Regions from separate parts of the Mus musculus genome. Here region 1 is linked to region 2. Evidence: chromatin loops called from intact Hi-C (ENCODE). Cell type or tissue: heart. All regions are shown on one strand. Each heading gives the region's core, and the rest is flanking DNA. Links, peaks and the distances in the headings are about the cores only. Region 1 holds the start of Cep68 (centrosomal protein 68). Region 2 has its middle 54 kb from the start of Gm32142.

Region 1 (11,556 bases), core at 2,234-7,233, 290 kb after region 2:
CTCTCTCTCTCTCTCCACACACACACACACACACACACACACACACACACACACACACAAAACAAAGCCAAATAAAAAGCTGGGCATGATAGGGTTTGCCTGTACTCCCTGCACTGGGGAAGCCGAGGCAGAAGGAGCACTATGGCCAGGCAGGCCAGCCTGGCAGTTAAGTTTGTGGTCTTAGGTTGGATTAAGTCTCTGTCGTGTTAAGATCAGTCCAGCTCCTTCTCTAAACTTCACAGGCCCAGAACACTGTGGAAGTCCCTTCTCCCACTACTGGTGAGACAGGCTGGGCCTCCTGAGCCTCAGAGTCTCAGGACGGTGGCGAGGGGCCGGGGGTGGGGGGAGGGAGGGAGCTCGACCCACACCTGGTCCCCTCGCCCAACTTCTGCCCGATGCCCAGATTCGGACATGCCCTGGGGGTTCCACACAACGCAAAAGGGGAGCACCAAGCCTGGAACCACCCTCCCAGCCGCGGAGAGCACGTCGACCCAAACACCGCAAGCCTTCGATCCGCGGAGAGCGCGCCTTGCTATCCGCGTGGGCCTGCGTGGACGCCAGGACCGCGAACACCCAGCTGGCACGCGCGTCCGGACAGCGGAGAAAGAAGCTCCGGCCACCCATAGGCCAGGGTCCTGCAGGGGGCGGGTTCCCATGGCAGATACGAGCTGTGGATTGGTGAAGCATCCGAACGGAGAGTTTGGATTGGTTGCTTCATGGGGCGTCCTCCGCGGAGAAGCGGCAAGGGCGGAGGGCGTGGCGGGCGCCTGGCCCTCCCTCCCCAGGAGTGCGGGCGCCCGCGGGAGGCCCCGTCGTCGCCGCCTGGGACCCTGGCCCAGCTACGCGGGTCGCTCGGGACGTGCGGCGGTGTGGAGTGAGGTAAAAAGGCTGTGGCCGGCTCGAGTGTCGCGGCGCCAAGACTCGAGTCGGGGCATTCCCCTCGTGCCCGGGGCTCCGCGTGGGGGACCCTGGGGGAGGCCCGCGGCCTGGAGGGCACAAAGGCTGGCCGCGATGGGGGCGCCTCGCGCGTTCGCCTCCATCTTGCGGACCGTGCCGGGTGGAGGCGAGCGGAGGGGCAGGCTGTGGAGGGCCAGCGCGGCCTGCAGAGCGCGTGGGGCCGCACCTCTGGCAGCCCCATGCAGCTGTGCGCGCGTCGACCTTGGTCGCGGAGAACCGGCGGGTCACAGCCACAGCCGCTCGCGTCTGGACGGCTGCTGCTTCCATGGCCCAGTGAACGCATCCGGAGGAGGAAAGCAAAGCGGCGCACTTTTTATCTCTAAGATCTACCCTTGTCATCTGTCACCTGTTAGCCAGTCTCAGCAGCCCGGGAGCACATGCCCCAAACTTAGTAATTTTATAATTACCATGTTTTATTCAATTAAAAATTAAAAAAATAATAATAAAAGCTAAAAACTCCCAGTGCCCGAGCAGAGTAGACCTTACTGGGAATTGATGGGGTCCGAGACAAGGAAAGAGGTAGTCTGGTATACAGCTTGCGACACTTTTTGCTTTGGGCTTGGTTCAAATACAAGCCACTACTCACCTAGTTCTCTCCAGCGGACTGGGTTAAATTCTGGATCACTTAGGAACAGTGGGTGTAAGGGAACCCAGCTTCACATCATCACAGAAGCTTTTAAAAACTTTTTCCCTACCCCCACAACTGAAAAACATACCCTTCTCTGGGCAGCCCATATGGGCCTGGGTTGGCAATGAAGTGGTTTCCCCGCCCCCTAACAGGATGAAAGGTCTGTAAGGGAAGGAAACCAAAAGAAAACAAGAACAAGTGAAGCCCAACGTTGAGGGAACCGGAACTTTTAAAAGCCTTTAAGTTGTTGGATTATTTTTACAGGTTAAGGAAGCAGCTGGGCTCTCTGAATCAATTCAGACTTTAGTCCCTTTCATACTACTAATTCAGGATAAATTCACGTGTGCCTTAGTTCTCTCATCTATAAAGTGGAATTTAGGCCCCAGCACGACAGGACAAAAAAACATGGCTAGGAAGAGTAATAGTGCCAATTCCAAGGTTTATAAAATACCTAAGATAAGAAGAAATACTTAGACCTACCAGAGCACTCGGGAGAGAGAGGCAGGTGGATCTCTGAGACTGAGCTATATAAACACAGAGACCTGTCTTAAGATGCCCCACCCACCCACCCACCCAGGTACCACTACCAAATATCTGTATAACTCTTGCTTCTTCTGGTGTCTGTCTTTCTGTCTTGAGGCCATCCCTCAAACCTTTTGTGATTGCTGCTCTGACCCCAGAGAGTATTCTTAGATTTATGCTTTTAAAGTCCTTACCCTGTTGTGGCAGGAAGAGGCTCTGAAAATATGTACCAGGCCTTGGGCCACCACTGCCCACCCCTCTGTCAGGGCAGTACCACTACACCACCACTATCCACCCACATGACCACAAAGTTGAAATTTCTTAAAAATTTTAATTTTTTGAACATTTCATATAGGGGCTGGAGAGCTCGCTTAGCAGTTATGTGCACTGGCTGCCGTTCTAGAGGACCCAGGCTCAGTTCCCAACACCAACCTGGCCTCTACAACTTCAGTCCCAGGGGACCCACCCCTCTTCTGACTTCTGTAGGTACAACATACATGTACACAAAAATAAAACCTCAAAGCTAATTCTAAAGAGGAAGTTTTCATATGTGTATGCAGTGTGTGTCGCTTGTATCTGTCCCTCACTATAGCTCTCCTCAGGAATCCCCATCATGTGAAACAGTTATTTTGTGTGGAGGTCAGAGGCAGCATACTGCATGTGGTGGGGAGAGGGCAGTTTGTGAGAACGTGTCTCCTTTCTTCAATCTGTGACCACAGTTTTCCTGATATCCACCCTGCTTGAAGCTAGCCTCAGAGCCAGCTCAAGTCTGTCTTCTCTTTTGTCATTACGGACTTCACTGTTGCCGTCCTGCCTAGCGTGACCTCCACTGTGACACTCCAGAAGCCTTGAAGCTCCAAGCCCTGCTGGGCTCCATCTTCCCACTCGCTCCCTTCCTCTTTCTTGCTTACTAGACATGATCTGCTGCTGGGTATTTATGGCATTTCTCGCTACCTGTGAGTCCTGTGACGTTTCATTGTTGAGGCCCCAAACTGAAAGGGGCATCCCTGCCAGTACAGGTGGCTGTCAGTGGCCATGGGTACACAGACAGCACTTGTCAGAACAGAAATGTTGACAGTTGGGATGCATGCATTTGTTTCCAAGGGAGTTGCTACTTAAAGAATCACACGGGAATTTTTTGTTGTTCAGAGATTTGCTCCTTGGTGAATCATGCATCTATTTGAATGAGTTAGACAGAAGTGAAAGTGCCCCCCCTCCCCAACTTGCCAGTCCTCTCCCATTTGCTCTAAACAGGAATGTGTGGGAAGAAGGCAGGCAGCTGGGATGAGCTTGCTTGAGGGTGACTCAACAGATACCAGGAAAGGTCAGGTGTCCCCTGCTGTTAACATATACACAGTGCTGAACATGGTGATAGCTGATGGGTCAAGTAGCCTTTGCAGGCTCTGAGAACTACCTGAGAGGTTTGAGGGTGAGTTTGTGGTGCTCCCTGGAAGATGCTAGAGGATAAGTAGTCCCTTGAGTAGCAGTTCTGTGCTCTTTCTCATAAAGAGGAGCAGGGTGCAGCGTTTACTTTTTATGCTGGCAATGACTAAACATGGTACATCTGTAAAGGAAAGCTGCATGTGTGGACTGGGGCCTACTCAAGAGAGGTGGTACAAGCATCTGGAAAGGCAGGGCTACCCAAGCCCTTTGGAACCCAAAGTGTTGCATTATGGGTCCCAAATGCCAGCTCCTGTGGAGCTGCAAGAGTTGGTGTTTGCTCTCCTGCGCTTGGTCTTGCTTTGATCGTACTCTTTGCTATCACTGCATTCTTCCCTGTGGGGATGGGAGTGTATATCCTAAACACTCGATGCTGCAAGTATGTAACTTTGGTTTTTTATTGTATAGGAGCTTACACATCAGAGATTTATTGAGTTTCAGAAGAGACTTAGTGGTGGCTATGCTTTTTTTATATGTATATGAGTGTTTTGGCTGTATGTATATCTATGTATGTACCACATGCGAGTCTGATGCCTGAGGAGGCCAGAATAGATAATCAGATCCCTAAAACTGGCATTTCAGGTGGTTGTGAGCCACGATGTAGATGCTGGGAATCAAACCTGGGTCCTCTGGTAGAGTAGTCAGTGCTCTTCACCTCAGAGCCGTCTCTCTAGCCCCCTGCAGTTACATGTTTAATCAGTATTGGATCTGTTAAAGTGTGAGTTTTCTTTTTTATGTTGGACTGAACGTGTTTTCCATTAGTTATCTTGCAATGAACCTATTAGTGGGTGGGGGACAAAAGAAGGAAGGCCATGACTTGACAGTGGTTAAGTGTGTTTGGGTATGGAGTTATGGTTATTATTGTCAGCCCGACAGGATATGGAATCATGTAGGAAACAGTTTTCTGGTGTATCTATACGGATTGTTAGACTTGGTTAATTGAGGTGGGTACCACCCTACCTGTGGCTGGGGCCCCAGAATGGATGATGAGGAAGAATGTGAGCACTGTCTCTCAAGCAGGCATCACTTCATGCGATACTGCACATGCAGTGTCACCAGCAGCCATGGGTCCCCTTCCAGGATTTCCCCGTGGTGGCAGACTGCATTCTTGAACTGTGAGCCAAAGTAAACCGCAGCATCATAGTCACTTTTACAGAGCGGCAAGACGACAGTGCAGGATAGACTGTGATTTAGTAGGCAGATTCATAATCAGATTGTAAACAATTCGATTCTCTGAACTGGGAGAGTAACCACATATATTCTATCTTTAGAAGTACTATTTCAGTGGAAATCCCCAAGTTTCAGGCCTTTCTAAAAAGAAAAACTTTTATTACATTTACTTATGTGTTATGGGTGCGAATGCTCATTTAAAAAGAAACACATTTTTATTACATGTCTTTTCATGCAGCCAGATTCTCCTCCCTTCCCGAATCGTGTGCGTGCTAAGGAGTCAAGTCCAGAACCCGGCTCTTGATGAACCAAACAAGGATCAGTAAGAACACACCACACACACAAGTAGTCCGTGCAGTTTGTTAAGGAGCCACAAGGTGAGGATGTGGCTCCATGAAAATCTCTCATCAGAACTCGCCGCTCCCTCTCCCGGTCCTCGCCCACCCTCTTTGGCTCTGGGTGCCTTTGGACTTGTGCTCTTACTGATCCTTGTTTGGTTCATCAAGAGCTGGGTCCTAGACTTGGCTCCTTAGCACGCAGACGACTGTAGATGTGAGGTGTGAGAGGGGTCCAGCTTCATGTGTCTCCCCGTTGACAGCCAGAGTGGATTCAGTGCATCTGGCTGGGGAGGCAGACACCCCTGTCTTCTTCACTCCCCTGTGTGTCCATCCTGGCTGGGTGTAGAGGGCCTGTGCACACAGATACACACTGGAGAAGGCAGGACAGTGAAGCACACAGCTTACCTCTTCAGTGGAGTGAGGTGTGTGTAGCAGCTCTGCCTAGAATGCCAGGAGTGATGGAGTTTCAGAGCCTGGTGATCCCTTGCTGTCTTCCAGACCCTTCCCCCTAAATCTTGAGCATTGCTTTCAGCCGTAAAGCCCATTCTTATGCGTGATATCACTTGTGCATTACAACAGCCTAAGTGACTTCTCAGTTATCTTAGAGCCAGGCCAGTCCCGACACCCACAGCCATTATCTTTACCTCAGTCATTCTCCCTAAACCCTTATCCTGGGCACTGTTTCTGAGGCAACAAGAACCCAGCTTACTGCTGAAGCCATATGGACTTTGTAAAGAGCTTCAGTGTGAGCCTTCCTTAAGCTGTGCTGCATTCAGGGGCTGAAGTTAATTGTTACCAGGAAACTTTGTTTCCAAAATTGTGCTGTGCTTAAATATACCTAAAGTAAAATGATGTGGGGCAGACTCTAGAAGTCCTAGTCCAGTGCCAGTTATAATAAAACTGAGTGATCCGGTTTCATTCTAACCTCACCCTTCTTGGCTTTTTTGGTTTTTTTTGTTTTTGTTTTCTTTTTTCCTGCTTGCTATAAAGCCTGTGGGGAAATCAATACAGTTGAAGGGAATAACTTTCCTTAACAGAGGACTGGTCACTAATCAAGGATATACCAGGAGCTATACTGCCCTTAGATCTCCAGACGAGCTCTGAGATTCTAGGTTCAATCCCTAGTGCTGTTTTGGGGTATTTCCTGGGGGGGGGGGCTTCTTTTGAGGTGGGGAGAGACAAGGTTTGGAATACTATGTCTTGCCCTGTTCAGCACTTTTAAAGTATAGGTGTGGAAAGAAACTTGTGTTTGTGTATGTATCAAGTGATAGGAGTCACACAAAAACTAATACTGCTTGCCTGTGTTTGTGGGACTGTTCAGTGGGAAATACTTGGCTTGTTATGTGAAAGGTTAGGCACTGTTCCTAACAGAAAACAGGTGGGGTCGAATTAGCCCTGAAGGGTCTGACGCTTACAAGAGTGAGCTGGCTGCATTTAAAATGCATGCTTTTCTCTGAAGTCCTGTCAGAATGGCCTGAGCCACACGTGCCCAGTTAAGGGGGAGCAGGAATTTCATATTCTACCTGAGTTGCATTTCCTAGTGTGAAAGCCAAACAGGATGAGCCTGAGGAGGCCACTTCTACCTGCCTTGTCAGCTTCTAGTCTCTGAGGAAAATGAGGCTGTTCCTGTCCAGGTTTTAGTTTTGAGGTTAGTCCCAGTGCAGGTGACTGCACACACTCCGTGCGCACTGTTGCCTTGTACCCACGTGCATGCCCTTCAGGCTAGATCTCCTCCTGTCGGCCCCCCAGTGGCAGGAGGAGCACTGGCTGGCCTGTTGAGGCCAGCCTGCTTTCCCTCTGTTGTGTGGAGCTCCTGTTCTGTAGCTCCTCCCTCACCAGTCTGCCTGGGCTGCTCTGCTTTCTCACATGAACTCACCCCATTATCACCCGGCTTTCTACGGCACACACCACAGCAGCCTGAGAAGGGGCGCTGATCTGTTTCTGGTCATTGGTCAGAGAATGGGAAGCCCCATCCAGTCTATAGTCTGGTTGTCTCCTCCCACCAAAAATAGTTCGAAGCATCCTCCTGAGCCCAGTGAGGTCCTAGGCTACCTGAACTTGCTATCCTCTGGGGTAGAAAGGACAGACCCAGACTCAGGATGCTAACCAACAAGCCATTGGCTGAAGAGAACCACTATGGGGGCTGTGCCTGGCAAAGACCAGCTGGACATCTTAATGAGGTTGAGGTAAAGAGGTGACGACACACACGGGGCCCAAGCCTTTTCCTGAACTGCACCTGTAGAGCTGCACTCAAAAGCATCTCAGGCCAGCCAGGGTCAGGGTGTTAGTCACACCCATTAGCCTGCACTTACCTTCTTTGTGTGCTTCCTGTCCCTTCAGCTTCCAGGCAAGGAAGATGGCCTTGGGGTGTGGTCTTCCTCCCAGATCAGCTGGCTTATACATTTTTTTCTTCTGCTGCCTTTTTTTTTTTTTTTTTTTTTTGCAGCACAGGCTGCCCAAGTCTTTTGCTTGGTTACACCTGTCCTGACTCTTGGGAGACAATACCACAACTACAGAGGACAGAGTCATACTTGGGCATTCCCTTTGAAAGCGTCTGGGGCTGAGGACGAGTCAGACCTTGGTACGTGGCCATGGAAATGGTCACTATTCCTTTGGCCAGAAAAGTGTGTTTTCACTTAAAATCAAGATTTTGATGCACACATCAAGAAAATCTGTTTCTCTTTTTTTTTTTTTAACATTTTTTTTTTTTTTTGGTTTTTCGAGACTGTTTCTCTGTGTAGCCCTGGCTGTCCTGGAACTCACTTTGTAGACCAGGCTGGCCTCGAACTCAGAAATCCACCTGCCTCTGCCTCCTGAGTGCTGGGATTAAAGGCGTGCGCCACCACGCCCGGCTGAAAATCTGTTTTTCTTTTTCCTTCTCTGGTTTTGTAGGTTCCTGAAGGCTTCAAAGGAAACCTGATAGAGGAGGCTCAATGGCCCTGAGTGAAGATGAGGCTGAGGCAGAAGTGTCTGTCAACACAAAGGTCCCATCCTGTGGCAGGTGGAACTCTGGGAAGCTGCTGCCCTCAGGGCTTGAACCAGATCAGCCCCTACATCTGGGTGTTGAGGGGGGGCCACTGTGGAGGGCTGAAGCTGACCCTGGCTGCATCTCGGGAGTTTTCTTGTCACGGGTCCATACTGCCAGCAAAGAACCAGTAGCAGATAGGTCTAAGCCTCCCCTCAGAGGCCCGCTTCCTTCTGCCAGTGTGGGCACTGGAGAGGTTTTACACTCTATGGGCAGCCAAGTAAGTATGGTGGGAGCTGAGGTGGGGGTGTCCTTTCCTTGACTGTTAACCTCTGTCCTGGCCACTGTAAGGTGGGAGCTGTGGGATCCAGGTATGGGCTGTTATACAGGTTCTCTTGGAGAGCTGAACCTTCCCAAAGAGTCACTGAGGACCTCTTAAGGACAGTGACAAGTTCACCAGGAACCTACTGTGGATCAGGGGTCTCGTTACAAGGGAACCCCCCCACCCCCTTCCTGGTTCTGATTTAGTGATCTGAAAGCTTCTAGGGGACCCTGGGAAGACTTGGTAGAGGGCTGTGGGTTCCCAGACCAAATCCTCTTGGACTGGTCAGAACCTGACGCTCCTTTCGTGCGCAGCTGTCTCTGCTCTCCATGACTGGAGGACAAGGCAGCGCCCTCTCTAGTGAGCCATGTGGGCCAGGGAATCCCCCATGTTCTAAGGCCAGTGCAAGGCTCTGGATCTTTTAAGCCCTTGTAGTGGGAGAGACTGCTCCTCCTGGCTCTGGCAACCGATTATATTCAGCCTACCTCAGCGCAGGAACAGCTTTGATCTGAGCATTGTGGCCCTTGGCTCTGTCTTTGGAGCCCCGTCCTGTGAGAAGAATAGTACCTTACGGAAGGCGGTAGAAACAGTGCATTAACATCAGGTCAGTCTGGTCCTAAGGCCTCATGTTAGTTACCCTGTCTCCTTCTGTGGTGAGTTACTCACTAAAGATGAAGGTCCAGAGTGAAGAGGGACTCCTTTTGCCAGAGTATACTGAGGCATGAACTGAAGAGGGCACACCCACCCTACCCCCACGGTTAGTGGTGATGGAGAGATCTTTCACTTGCCACGACCCATAGTCAAAGAGGTGGCAGAACTGTCTTTGAGTTCTCCTCTCACAAAGTGACTAAGTAACTTAGGAAAAGGTGGTTAGGGCTTCATTACAGGAGATTTCCGAAATAGGATGAGTCTCGGTACTAAGCACTAGCAGCGGGCACCCTGAAATCCCCTGAACGCTCTGCTCGTCTTCCTTTTCTTAGTATACCAAGCAGTCGGTTTAACCGTAGGATCCTTAGACCAACTTCGTTTTCATTGATAATCTTCCCTATTCCCCCCCCCCCCCCAGTCTTGTGAAGAAAACTGTTCTTAGAAACAAGAAGTCTGCTTGGTTTCAACACAGTGCCCTTTCCCCCTTGTTATTGCAGATGGAGGAAGACAGGCTTCCTGCCTCCCAGGACCTACTTCCAGCTCTTCAAGTCTTTGGAACTATAACTGTTTGCTCAGGACAGGAGGCTGACAGTGAAGACTTCCAGGCTACGCTTGATCCATCTCAGGTGTTGGGCCTCAGCCAGCAACCACACACCTCAGGTCTCCCTCTCCCGCCACAGTGGAAGTCCACGGTGAGCCCAGGTGCTCCTCAGCTTTCTAGCAGAAGCATCTCTGCCTCCTCGGTGGGCAGCAGTCTTCAGGATCACCAAGAGAAGGCAGGACCTCAGAGGGCCTCTTTTGCCAATGTCTCCTCTCCCGAGTTGACTGTACCCCAGGCAGCCCACTCTGTGGTGGGGGCAGGGCCTCCGCTCCAGGGGTCAGCACAGCCTCTGACCTCTGGCAGTGATGCTACAGGCCTGGGTAAGAGACACCTCTCCTTTCAGGCAGAATACTGGGCCTGTGCGCTGCCAAATTCTCTGCCTCCTTCCCCTAACCGCCACTCCGCACTCTGGGACCCAAATAAAGAGTATGAAGATCTGCTTGACTACACTTACCCACTGAGGCCTGGGCCTCAGCTCCCAAAGCAACCTGAAAGTCATGTCCTGACTGAGCCTGTTCTGCAGGACTCAGGTGTAGATCTGGACAGTTTGTCTGTCTCCCCAGCAAGTACTCTAAAGTCACCCACTAATGTCTCCCACAATTGCTCATCAGCAGAAGTGCCTACTCTGCCATTTTCTGGAGCCAGAGAGTCATGTCTTAAGCGCTGGCCCTTGGGAATATTCCAGAAACAGGGTGGCACAAGCTTGTCATCCTGGAACCAGCTTGCATCAACCCCTAGAGCCCCAGGCACTGAAGATGCTTCTTGGGAGAACAGAGAGGCAGCCCTGAGGGGCACAGCGGAGGACTGCCTCCCTATAGGTGAGGACCTCCGAATGGGCTCTCCCCAGCTGAAGACGAAGGAGAAAGAGCCACCCTTTCCCAGACAGAAGAGAGGCAGGCAGCATGTTAGCTGCCCGGCCTGTGTGACGCCTGGATGGCCATCAGAAGAGGAGGTGGGAAGTGATGAGGAGTACCTTGCTCTGCCCACCAGGCTGACTCAGGTCTCTAGTTTGGTGTCCTACTCAGGTGCCAGGCCCTCCTTTGTGAACCTACACACTGGGGCTGCTGAGGAACACAGTTCACTACAAGTCTCAGACAGTGACAAGCCAGCCTCCCCCACATTGGACTCCAGCCACAGGAAGCATCCTTCTGGAACTTCCTTTCAAGGGCCTGTGGGCCAGAACCCCTGCTTCAGGCATTCTATCCAGCCCCAGGACTCTAGAGGCAAAAGTAGTCTGATGAGTAACCAGACCCTCGGGGTCTCTTCAAAACCACTGAAAACTCAGCCCGCCTCAAAAGCCATGACGGACAGGCGGCTGTTCTCCGAGCTAGTAGCTGGAGAGACACTTCCCAGGACGACAGATGAGCAGGAGAAAGCTTCTCTAGTGCAGTGTGTGCAGGTAAAAATGTTCACGGAGAATCTTCTGGAAGGAGTGATGTTTCCCCAGCCCACCAACAGCATGTCTCGGCACCCTCAACATATATGACCCCAAATTAGAGGTATCGTTCTCCTTTAGTGATTGCAAGAAAATGGCAGAGAAATCAGGTAACGCAGCAGCAGTGTTCCGTGTGCTTTGGTAGAGGCTGATCCACAGTTTTACTAGTTTACTCACTCATCCTGCATCTGCTTTTCTGCAGAGAAAGTTTAGTGGTCGGTAACGGCCCTTGTTCCTTAGTTCCACTCTCACCTTCAGGGCTCTGCATTCTGAGCCTAGTTCTGATATCACATCTGGCTGAGGCACAGCCAGTTATGGCATTCATTATCCTGGCAGAGGAAAACCTGGAGTCTTGGGATAGAGGTGGAGACAAATGACCATCTGAAAGAAAACTCTAGAAAATTTGTATGCCAAAATGCTGGTAATTTTAGCCTTCGGACAAGTTAAATAGCAGCTCAGTCAGATGTGCCATGTAGACTTCTCTTGTTGTACTGAGCCCTGAACATGCCTGAAGTAGGCAGACTTCATCA
Region 2 (11,556 bases), core at 2,832-7,831:
GGTTTTTGTTCGCTTGTTTGTTTCTGAGACAGGGATTCTCTGTGTAGCCCTAGCTATGTGTAGCCTTGGCTATACTGGAACTCCATCTGTAGACCAGGCTGACCTTGAAGTCAGAGATCTTCCTGCCTCTGCCCCAGGAGTTTTAAAGGCTTGTGCCATCACTAGCAGCTTTTGACCTCAGTTTTCTAAGATGACTATTTAGCAGGGGTGTGAACAAACAATTCTGAGGAGAAAAATCTGCCAGCAGAGGACTTCTCAGGAGAGAAATATAGGAATCCAAAAAGTAGCTGGCTGGAGGTCTGTGCTGGGAAGACAAAGTAGTGAGTTGGTCAGGGTTATCTCAAAAGAGAGAACATTAAATGAAAAAAAAAAAAAGCAGAATTCTACTTGCAGGTTAAGCACATGCAAGACTGGACAACATATTTTTCAGAAAGCATTCAAACAATCAAATCAGGTGTCTTCCCTACCTACTATGGAAGACTTACCTGGGGGGATCACAAGTTCAAGGCCAGCCTAAGCAGCATAGCGAAACACTGTAAAAACTACCATTAAAAAGGGAGAGGGCAGGTGGTTGCGTGGCTCAGTACCAAGCCTGACAACTTGAGTGTGATCCCTAGGACCCACTTGGGAGACGAAAACCAACTGCTTGCTACAAGTTTCCTGTAACCTCCACATGCATGCCATGTTGCATGCAAGCCTTTGCCTGTACACATATACACAAAAACAAGTAAATAGATAGATGGATGGGTAGGTAGATAGATAGATAGATAGATAGATAGATAGATAGACAGACAGACAGACAGACAGGTAGATAAAGTTTTTGTTTTTAAGTAATCAGGGAGCGGGGAGGAGGATAGTTCAGTTACTAAGGTGCTGGCTGCTAAAGTGCTTACCTTGCAAGCTCAGGTACCTGAAATTGACCCCCAGTTAAAAACAAAAAACAAAGAAAAAAGAAAACAAAGTAGGCAGAGTGGCACTGACTTATCAAACCCAGTGCCGCTGAGCTAGGCAGAGGTAGATCCCTAGGGATTGCTGGCCAGCCAGCTTAGCCTACATGGTGAGTTCTAGGCTGTGAGATGCCCTATCTCAAAAAGAAAAGAACAGGAAGGGGCTCCTTAGCTGAGGCTGACCCCTGGCCTCTCATGCATGTGCACATGGGTGAATGTGCATGTACATGCAAAAGAGACAGACAAGTAAGAGCAAAAATGAAAAGAAGCAAGTGATAGAGGCTTTATCTGCAAGGAAGAAGCCTGGATTCCATCCCCATTTAAAAAAGAATAAAACAATAAAAAAAATCAGGAAAATAAACTTCTGGACATAAAACCAAAAGAGGCATTTTAAAAATGGTTATTACAGGGATTTCTTGGGGCTGGTAGTGCTCTATTTATTAAAATGGGTGGTAGACACATGGGTATCATGTTACAATGTTAAAATACATACCTTGCCTTTATATACTCCTTGTTATGCACAATGAGACATAGGCTTATATATGTTAGGACAGTTGTGAAATAAGGCTTCTTCAACCCCTGTATCCTGAGGTTTTGCAGATAGGCTATAATAGTGGTTCTTCCTCAGAAAACGCTCAAATTCACCATTCACAAAACTTAACCTCGTTGCTCTTAAGCAGTTGGCGAGAGTACATCTAACCTTAACATGGTTTCTCTGAGACAGGCAGCATCGCAGGAGCCACTGACTGTGCAGACACAGAAACAGGAGAGGGTAGCAGGGCTAGCCGTGCACTATAGAGCTAGAGAAAGTAGCTGGCAGGGGTAATAGTCAAAGGAGCCCAGCCTGCTTTTCTAGCTCCTGGGGCCATTTCCTCCAGGCCAGGATGCTGAAGAAGAAAAGCAGAGCCAAGTATCTCCTGGGTCTCAAGTTGTTTAAGTTATGGGGTGAGACTGCCCACTGCCATTTCTGCTTTCCCCAAACCACAAGATCTAAGTGCATTGGTCTTTGGGAAAATGGATACAGAAGGAGGTAGCTTTAACCAATGACTCAAACAACTTAAGACCAAAGAGACTGTTTTAAACCTCTACAGGTTCCAATAATAATTTTGAACTGGGTTTTTTTTTTCTGCAGTCTCTGGGAAAATGCTATATGCAAATTACTCATATACAAGTGGACCCAAAACATTTGTTTGTCCACAGATATGTATCAACCTCTTTAAACTTGACTAATCATCCATTCTTTTAAGTGTGCAGCAATGTAAAATGGATGAGCTAAAAGTCTCAATTAGTTATTTTATAATGGATGTCAGTCTGTCGTTATCCCATCCACAACACACCATGGTATAAAGAGGGGACATGCACACAGCTCTGTCTTTCAACTGTGCTCATGACACAGTTCTAGCAACCTCTCCGCATAGCGCTTCTACGGAGGTTCAGGGTGGGGCAGCTAGGTAAAGAACACTGAGGAGGGGACTGTGGCTCTCTGTGGTTTCACAATAAACTTATCCAAAATGGCAGCTCAGAATGCACACACTGCATATCTGCAGTGTGTTCCGAGGGCTTCACAGTCTAGAAAAAGACCAATCCAAAGATTTGCCTCTAAAGATTAACACGTTTATAAGCTAAAGAGAGGACCTAGCATACTTGGGTAGATTTGGAAAGAAAGTATAAAGTACTTTTAGCTTAAATTTCAACAGATGCTTGTGAAACATTTCAGAAATAGAAAAGGACAGATAATAGAAAGTAAGTTTCTCTCCCAACCCCATTCCCTTCCTCTCAGTTTCCTACCAGGAGGCAAACCCTTCAGCTAGCTTCATGTACATGAAGTATATTGAAGTTAACATATACATGAGTGTTTATCTTTCCAATGTAAATAATAGTACTGCATATTGTTTTTGTTCTTTGTGAATATGTAAGATGGGGTTTCTTCATACACTCCAAGGTAGCCTTAAACTCTTCATTAAAAAACAGGGCTGGAGAGATGGCTCAGCGGTTAAGAGTACTGAGTGCTCTTCCGAAGGTCCTCAGTTCAAATCCCAGCAACCACATGGTGGCTCACAACCATCCAGAATAAGATCTGATGCCCTCTTTTGGAGTGTCTGAGGACAGCTACAGTGTACTTAGATATAATAAATCAATCTTTAGGTCGGAGCCAGCGGGGGCGACCAGAGCGAGCAACCTTCATTCCCTGCAATCACATGGTGGCTCACAAGCATCAGTACAGCTATGTATATGTACTCATATACATAAAATAAATAAATCTTTTTTTAAAAAAAGAAAAAAAAACAAAAAACAAAATGACAACAACAAACAATGCTGGGGGTGGTGGTGGTGCTTTAGCCCCAGCATTTGTAAGAGCTGAGGCCAGCCTGGGCTACAGAGCAAATTACAGGATAGCCAAAGCTACACAGAGAAAACCTGTCTTAAAAAAAATCAAACCAACCAACCAAACACAAACATCCAACAAATCTCCTCTCTTTCTCTCTCTCTCTTTCTTTCTTTCTTTCTTTCTTTCTTTCTTTCTTTCTTTCTTTCTTTCTTTCTTCCTTTCTTTCTTTCTCTTTCTCTTTCTTTCTCTTTCTCTCTCTCTCTCCCTCCCTCTCTCTCTCTTTCTCTCTCTCCCTCTCTCCCTCTCTCTCTTTCTCTCTTTCTCTCCCCCCTTCTCCTTCTCTCCCTCTCTCTTCCTCTCTCTCTCTCTTTCCCCCCAGAGTTTAATGTGTTGACCAAGCTAGACTGGAATCACTGGGCTCTAGTGTTCCTCTTGCCTCTGCCTCTGGATTACCTGAAACCACAGATGTGTCTGCATCAAGCAGTTTTTGTACTTTTCTTACTGCTGTATTTTGGAGTCACTTCCATGTCAGTACTAAAGGAGTGGTTTTACTCTTCAGGCCTACAAAACAAATCCTAATTTGGATGTGCCGTGGTATAGAACATTTGTATTGCTTCTAGTCGGTTCCTAGGGTAAGCATTGCAACAGATATGATTTCACATGTGCTCTGCTTAGGAAATCTGTAGTGGAATTGCTGCTCCGTGAATATGTACTTTTTAAAAAACTTAATTTTTTTTTCATGTGTATGCGTTTGTGTGTGTGTGTGTGTGTGTGTGTGTGTGTGTGTGTTCACTGCATGCATGCCCAGTACCTGGGGAAACCAGAAGAGAGTATCAGGTTGAACTGGAGTTATAGATGGTTGTGGGCCGCCATGTAGGGTGCTGAAAACTGAACTAGGGTCCTCTGCAAGAGCAACCAGTGCTCTTAACTGTCCCTCCATATGCACATTCTAAAATGTGATAGATATTACCAGATTGTCCCTAACAAGGTCATGTCATTAAAAGGTTGTTTTATAATGCATGTAACAGTTGTTGTGGTGGTCTTTTTAAAGTCCTTAAATGGTACTGTCCACAGTGAAACTGCTCCATAGCTGCAAGACTTTCATAGCCTATGTGTTAGCAAGAACGGCTCATTGTACACTTTTCTGCTTGTGTTTTGAGGTCACAGATCTACCTTTGTACGGATTAAGCTGTGGTTTGCTAGGCTTTTTAAAAATAAATCCATAACTAGGTATGTTTATCCAGCCCTCTTTCTTAAATCTAAAGGGCCATCTACTCTGGAATTCCTGCTGTTGAGAAAGTGAAACTGAGTAGAAGCCAAGTCAATGGTCAGGCTTCCTCTTTAGATTGATGGGGGAAACAGCAGAATTATGAGAAATAAATTACAGCCTTAAAAATTCGGTCCCAGTTACTGCAAACTTCAATGTGACTAGGTAAGAATTAGTTATAACCACGTATAATTACATGAATAATGAACATATAAAAGTATAAAATCAGTATCTAAAAGCCACAATTAAAAATAAAAGTAAAATCTTTCCGTTTGTTTGAAATATATAACAGTGTCCCTTCTTCCAAATATATGTTACATTTAGAACTGTTAGATTTTAGCAGATTCAGAAAACCACCTAGAAACATCTTTCCCCAAAATTCAGCCAGTTTAGTGCTTGCTTGGCTTGATTAAATTCTTAGAGAATATTTCATGAACTTGCAAGAGACCGATCAAATTCACTAGAAATGTTTTGAACGTATGCAAAAATAAAGTCGCGAAAGTTTAAAGCTTTAGAAGATTAGGGATTCCCTGCGCCAGAGAAACCATTAGACCTGCAGCGTTTCTACTTGGAACTAGAAGAACGGGTAGCATAGGATTCCTAGCTGCTGAAGGTTGGAATCTTTGGTTCTTGATGAGAATTTTCATGCACGATGAGGAAGCCAAAAGGTTTGCGGTCGGAGGAGTGGCTATAAATAGAAGGTGATGTGTTCTAATGCCAGGAGGATGCGTCACAGGGTCCCTCCTGCAGCTCAAGAGCCCAGGGAAGTCACGGAGTAGCAAGCTCTGCTCCTCTCAAGCGGGCAAGGGGCTCCAGCTGAAGGGGGGGTGGTGGACAGGAGGGGTGCGGCTACAGGGGACGTGGGCAGGAGAGGTGAGAGCTTCAGGGGGCGCTGGCTATAGAGGACCTGGGCCGGGATTGGGGCGGGGGGTGGGGGGGAGCGGGCTGCAGAAGTCGTCGGTAGGAGGAGCGCGGGCTGCAGGGGTCGTGGGTAGGAGGGACGTGGGCTGCAGGGGGCGTAGTCAGAAGTAGGGCGGGCTACAGGGGGTGTGGGCAGAAGGGAGGGCGGGTTGCAGGGGGCGTGGGCAGGCGGGGCTCGAGCTGCAGAGCTAGAGTGTCTGAAAGGGCACAGCAAAAGGGGCACGGACCACGCACGCAGAGCCTCTTCAGACTCACAAGCGAAGCACAGGCAGCCCCCACGCGATCCTACTCAGCGGGGCAAAGAAGGAAGAACAATAACCCAAAGGTCTGGAGCCGCAAAGGACACGAACGTCTGGGTTCCTCGCGAGTCTAAGTCTCTACCGAGCAATTGAGATCTGTGAAACGTACAATCTCTCTGCTCTGGTCGGAAGAATTCCCTCTAGCCTCGACAGAATACATGCCACAGTGCATTACACGGTCTGTGTGTGTTTGTAGCGTGGCTGTTGGAATTTCCACTGGAATTTTTGAAAATGGCCTCTTCTGGGATTCCCCCACCCAGGCACCTCTCTTCACTCTGCCTATTCCTGAAACTTAGTCTCTCTTCCTGCCCCCATTCTGTCTTTGTCTGTCTTAGTTTCTCTCTCTCTCTCTCTCTCTCTCTCTCTCTCTCACACACACACACACACACACACACACACACCATGGCACACCATCTCTTTCTCCCCTCCTCCCTCCACCCTGTGGTTCTTCCTCCATTCTCACTGATAACTTTGGGGTCCCCTTGCCTGTTTCCACGTATTGGTTTTATTTTTATCTCTTCACTTATCCAATTCCTTATATTTTTCTATTACAGCTAAGCACATCTGCATTGCCTTTTCTTTCTTCTGTCCTAAGTCCTGAAGAACTCAAGGACTTCTGGAAACAACCAAAGATTTTTATAGCATTTTGCCCCTGTAAAGGATGCTGAATTCCATTTGCAAGGGTTATTCTCAGATCCAGTCAGCTGGACTGTCTGGTGTATTTGCCTACAATAAAAAAGCGAATGTGCAAGAAAAGCCAGGGATAGGGGCACTTTTTTTTTGGTCTGGTTGGTTTGGTTTGGTTTTTTCAAGACTCTAATGAACTCAGAGTTCTGCCTGCCTCTGCTCCTCAGTGTTGCACCACCTGGCTTGGGGGCGGGGTAGGGGAGCATATCTTTATGTTAAGATTTTAATATCTTTATTTGTTTTAAAACAAAACAAAATTTTTCTTGGTTTTTAATTTTTTCATTACATTTTAATCTTTTTTTTTTTCTTTCTCATGCTCCCCCTGGAATTGAGAACCGAAGCCGGGTCATTGTGCTTTTCTAGGCAAGTACTCGCTAACACTAAGCTAAATTCTGACCCTGTTTATTTGTGTGCATACACGTGTATGTGGGGATTCATCTGTGTGAGTGTGGACACACACATGCCAGAGAACAACGTCTGTGTCAGTCTCTACCTTCCGCCTTGTTTGAAATAGGGGCTCTTTGGTGTTCATGCCTGCATATACCAGGTTATCCCTGCATCAGCCAAGTTTCTGGGGGGGCTTATCGTAGGATAAGTCTGTGATTAAAGACCTCTGATAGCTTGCCTGGGTTTATATAGTTTCTGAGGTTTTTTATAGTTAAACTCAGGTCTGCATGTCTGTGAGACCTGGGACGTTGTTTTAGATTCGATTCGTCCATTTTATTTTATGTGTGAATGTTTTGCCTGTGTGTATATATGTGTGCCAATTTGTGCTCAGTGCCCTCAGATGTCAGAAGAGGTCATTGGATCCCCTGAAACTAAAGTTATCAATTGCTGTGACTCACCCTGTGCATTTTGGGAATTCAACCCAGGTCCACTACAAAATCGACAAATGCTCTGAACCACTGAGCCACCTCCCCAGGCCCTAGAGCTTTTCTTTTCTCTTCTCTTCTTTTTTTTTTTAATTTTATTTTTGTTTTGTTTTTGTTTTTGTTTTTGTTTTTTTTTTTTTTTTGGAGACAGGGTTTCTCTGTGTAGCCCTGGCTGTCCTGAAACTCACTTTGTAGACCAGGCTGGCCTCGAACTCAGAAATCTGCCTGCCTCCGCCTCCCGAGTTCTGGGATTAAAGGCATGTGACACCACTGCCTGGCCTAAGAGCAAATTTTTGATCATATCAGGTTTAAAGTTAGGACACAGGCTTCTTTCATCTTTGATACACTTGTTTCCATCTGTGAGAATAACTGGCTTCTTTGTAGCATGGCCTAAACCACAAAGTGTATACCTCCTTATAACTACACATCAGAGATGTCTCCTGGGAACTGGAGAGCACTTGTTTCTCTAGCAGAGGACCCAGGTTCACTTCTTAACAGCCACATGGTAGTTCATAACCAGTTATAACTCTAGTTCCAGGAGACCCAATGCTCTTTTCTAACTTCTATGAGGACCAGGCTTGCATGTATAGGCAAAACACTGAGACATAAAATAATTTTTTAAAAGTCTAAAAATAATTAAGAGAAGAGAATTTGCTGGGCAGCAGTAGTCGGCACTTTCAGTCCCAGCACTTGGGAGGCAGAGGCAGGTGGATCTCTGAGTTTGAAGCCAGTCTGACCTACAGAATGACTTCCAGGACAGCCAGGACTACACAGGGAAATCCTGTCTCAAAAAACAAAACAAAAATAACAACCAAAAGCCCCTGGACTAAGACTGGAACTCAGGCCATTGAATGGTTCAATCACTAAATCTGAGGGACAACAGGCTTTGACAAGTTTTCCTGTGATCTTAACACATGCACCATGGTACATGAACACACTCCAACACATACAAACAGATGTGTTAGTATAAGAAGATATTTTAAAGAAATTCAAATAGGCAATGAATAGTTAAAATTTTAGCAGCCAGGTGGGGTTCTATACCCCTGTAATCTCAGCACTTGGGAGGATAGGGCAGAAAGATCAGGGGTTCAAGGTCATCTGTGTTATGTGAGAAACAACTCAAGAATAGAACTTTAACAAAAAGCAGGCCTTTATTTAGAGGTAAAAAGGAATTCAAGTGTGCAGCCAGGATAATTAGGGGAGAGTTGAGCATTTCCAGGAAGCAGTTCCCTATGTTAGGGTTGATCCAGGGTGTGGCACTGGGCAGAGAGAGTGCACACATTTCTTTGTAGGTGATAGATACAGTGGTGCAGCAATGGTGGAAAAGGAGAGGTGGCCAGAGCAGCATGTGGAGAGGAGTGGTCTTCTTGGGAGGTGAGAGGCAGGAACTGGCAGGTGTTTGGGGGGGAACCAACTGAGGATGGAGCCCCTCTCTCCTACCTCCTCTTCACCTGGTTCCTAAGCTGTCAAACTTCTGCTCCCTCAGCCTAGACGGAAGGGGCATTAATAACAAGCTGTGGGTCATGCTTATTCCTACAATCCAACCTCCTACCCTTCAGAAAACTGAAACAATTTGGAACCCCAACGGTCAGATTCCCAGACACTGTAGTTGGGACTCGAAGAGTATAATGATCATTTTCTGAATTTTACTGTACACTAGTCATTTTGTTATGAGCATTAACATATCCATTTAATCTTCTTAAGACTGAGGAACCCAGGTTCAAAGTCACAACTAAAAGCGACTTTGTCCAAGCTCTACCACAGAGCTATACTCCAGCCCTTGATCTAGTTTCCAGAACACAAGGCCAGCAAGTGATACAGCAGGACCCAAACCTTATTCAAGCTTTCTCTCTTTAGTTGGTGCTGGGGACCAAGTCAGGGGATTCACACATGATGCTCGAGTGCTCTAACACTGACCACACAATCTGGCCTGTTTTGTTTGTTTTTGGTTTGGTTTGGTTTTTTTGAGACAGGGTTTCTCTGTGTATCCCTGGCTGTCCTGGAACTCATCTATAGACCAGGCTGGCCTCAAACTCAGAGATTTGCCTGTCTCTGCCTCCCGAGTGCTGGGATTAAAGGCATTCACCTGCAACTAGAACTTCTGGTTATTTTTTATTGAGTTCTTTTTCCTACCATCCTTCTAACTTCCCAACTCTAAGTAGGAGAGGAAGAAGGGTGGGAAAGGGGGCATCCATCTTGTTACAACTTCCTGCTCATTAGGAGTATTGAGTGCCTTGAGGCAAGTCCAGGTTTTGTGGTCTAGCCAATCAACATCTATATATCCTCTCGAGAGTCACCAGAATGAAAGACATTAAACTATCTTCAGCTGGCAAAATCATGCTTCTGCCAGAGCACAAGACAAATCATAGTCAGCTGCTGTGGACAATCTGAAGCAGCCCCATATCCCACACCTGGGTAAAAACACCAAAATTCTCATTACGTCACCACCGGCCTCTCAATCCAGAGTCTTTTAAAGAGAATCTGTCTGCTTGAGATAACAAGGTATTCTGCAGAGAACCTATACCCCTGTGATTGGCTTTGAGTCTCAAAGCAGCTTTGCCTTCATGGGGTGCCATAGTTGGCCCTTTACAACAGCAAGAGGCCAGATGGGCTATCCTGGCTCTCAGCCCAGGCAACAACAGCCTTCAGCAGTAGGGAAGGCCTAGGTTCCTCCATGGCAGCAGGGAAAGACCAGGGAAGGAGACAGTAGAGTGACAATAAAGGGTCCTCGATCAGAGACAAGGGCAAAAGGCTAAAGGAGAGATGGGACAGTCCTTAGGTCCTCTAGCATCAGAGGAGTCCCAGACCCTATGACCTGGAATGGAAGTCTGGGTTGAGCTGCACAGTTCCACAATAACAATTTGGGAACAGCTACCCTGATTCAAGCCCTGTGTCTGATTTTCAGCAATCTTGTAAAGTTCTGTGTGCCTCTGTAAGATGGGGATAATAGTGGTAATGTTGATAACCCCTCCTGGAGATGTTTTGAGGGCACAGAGCACCTGGAGCTGATATGTAAGGGCTCTTTCAGGATAGGATGCCACTGTGGTGAACATAGAGATGCCCACTTCAAGTATATATTTCCCAACAAGAAAAAAAGCTAAACACTGACAACCAGAAGCCTGGGGAAGAAGTTCTGCAAAGGCTAGGTAGAAACCGCAGCCAAGCATGTGACCACCAATTCCTCCTGACCCCACTCCTCACTACCCCTGCCTTTGCTGCGGCTGAAAAACTTGAAAGCAAAGCAGGAAGGTACACATTTAATCCCAGCAGAGGCCAGCAGCTCATCTCTGAGTTTGAAGCCAGCCTGGTCTACAGAGCAAGTTTCTGTTCAGCCAGGACCACAGAGTGAGACACTGTCTCAAATAAAACAAAGAACCTGAAATGAATATTCCATGGGATGAAGAGAGCAGTGGATATGGTGGTGAGCCAAGGATGGGCCAAGAATAAAGCCAAGATGTAGGTGGCTTTAAATAAGCGACTTCACTTCTTTGAGCTTAAATTTCCACACACATCTGTAAAACAAACCAGAGGGCATTTTTTTTTTGAGGGTGGGATCGGTTCATGTCTCCCTCCTCTTCTGAAAACACTTTCTCTCAGTACTCCCAATTCTTTTCCTACTTGGCTATATCTTTCTGTATCTTTTTGGTCACCGTGGACCAATCCTCAAGTTGGAATCTCACTTAAACAAAAATTTCCTTGAAATGGATCTTTGAATTAACTGTATAGGCCAGGCTGGCAAAACTTAAAGCACTCTTCTCTCGCTCCCAAGTGCTAAGCCTGCATGCCTGGCTGGACAATTGCTTAATGTCACATTTTGTCAGTTATGTTGTGGCTTTTTATAGTAAAATAATTTTTTACTTTGACTTTTTTGTTTTGTTGTTTTGAAACAGGGTCTAGACCACTATGTACCTCTGGCAGCCCTGGAACTATGTAGACCAGGCTGGCCTCAAACTGTCAGAGATCTGTCTGCCTCTGCCTCCATAGAGCTGGGAATAATGGTGTGTGTCACTATGTCTGGCTAGACTTAAGTATTTACGGATTCCAATATATAAAAATGTGCATGTTTGCCTATTATGAAATATTAGGGATGTCTAATAGTAATGAACTTTTTTTACTTTCATTTCGCTTGTTTTGTTTTTGTTATTTTTTTGAGGCAGGCTCTCATTATGTAGCCCTGGCTGTCCTGTAACTCACTAACTAGACCAGGCTGTCCTCTAACAGATTTACCTGCCTC

The links. Hi-C counts contacts between places; a loop is a spot of excess contacts. Peaks named below come from ENCODE experiments on the same cell type or tissue, not always from the same donor. Only the 100,000 strongest peaks of a DNase experiment are listed, where the experiment ranks them.
Region 1: a loop joins it to region 2, with 2.2 times the contacts of the local background. A loop is called at or near these places in 2 of 42 quality-filtered maps.

What each region holds. Positions count from the first base shown.
Region 1 is chr11:20,238,630-20,250,185 of GRCm38, reverse strand. It overlaps Cep68 (centrosomal protein 68), which reads left to right and starts at 762. Exons shown (of 7, transcript NM_172260.3): 1 at 762-879; 2 at 7,948-8,300; 3 at 9,488-10,990. The coding sequence starts at 7,989. In heart, for the core only: CTCF peaks have their summits at 5,080 and 6,779; a DNase peak (open chromatin) is centred at 6,805; H3K4me3 peaks cover 276 bases.
Region 2 is chr11:20,526,454-20,538,009 of GRCm38, reverse strand. No RefSeq gene overlaps it. Among named protein-coding and RNA genes, the nearest start is that of Gm32142, 54 kb to the right of the region's middle. In heart, for the core only: no CTCF peak of the experiment used is centred there; DNase peaks (open chromatin) are centred at 5,309 and 5,549; H3K4me3 peaks cover 1,547 bases; H3K27ac peaks cover 1,541 bases.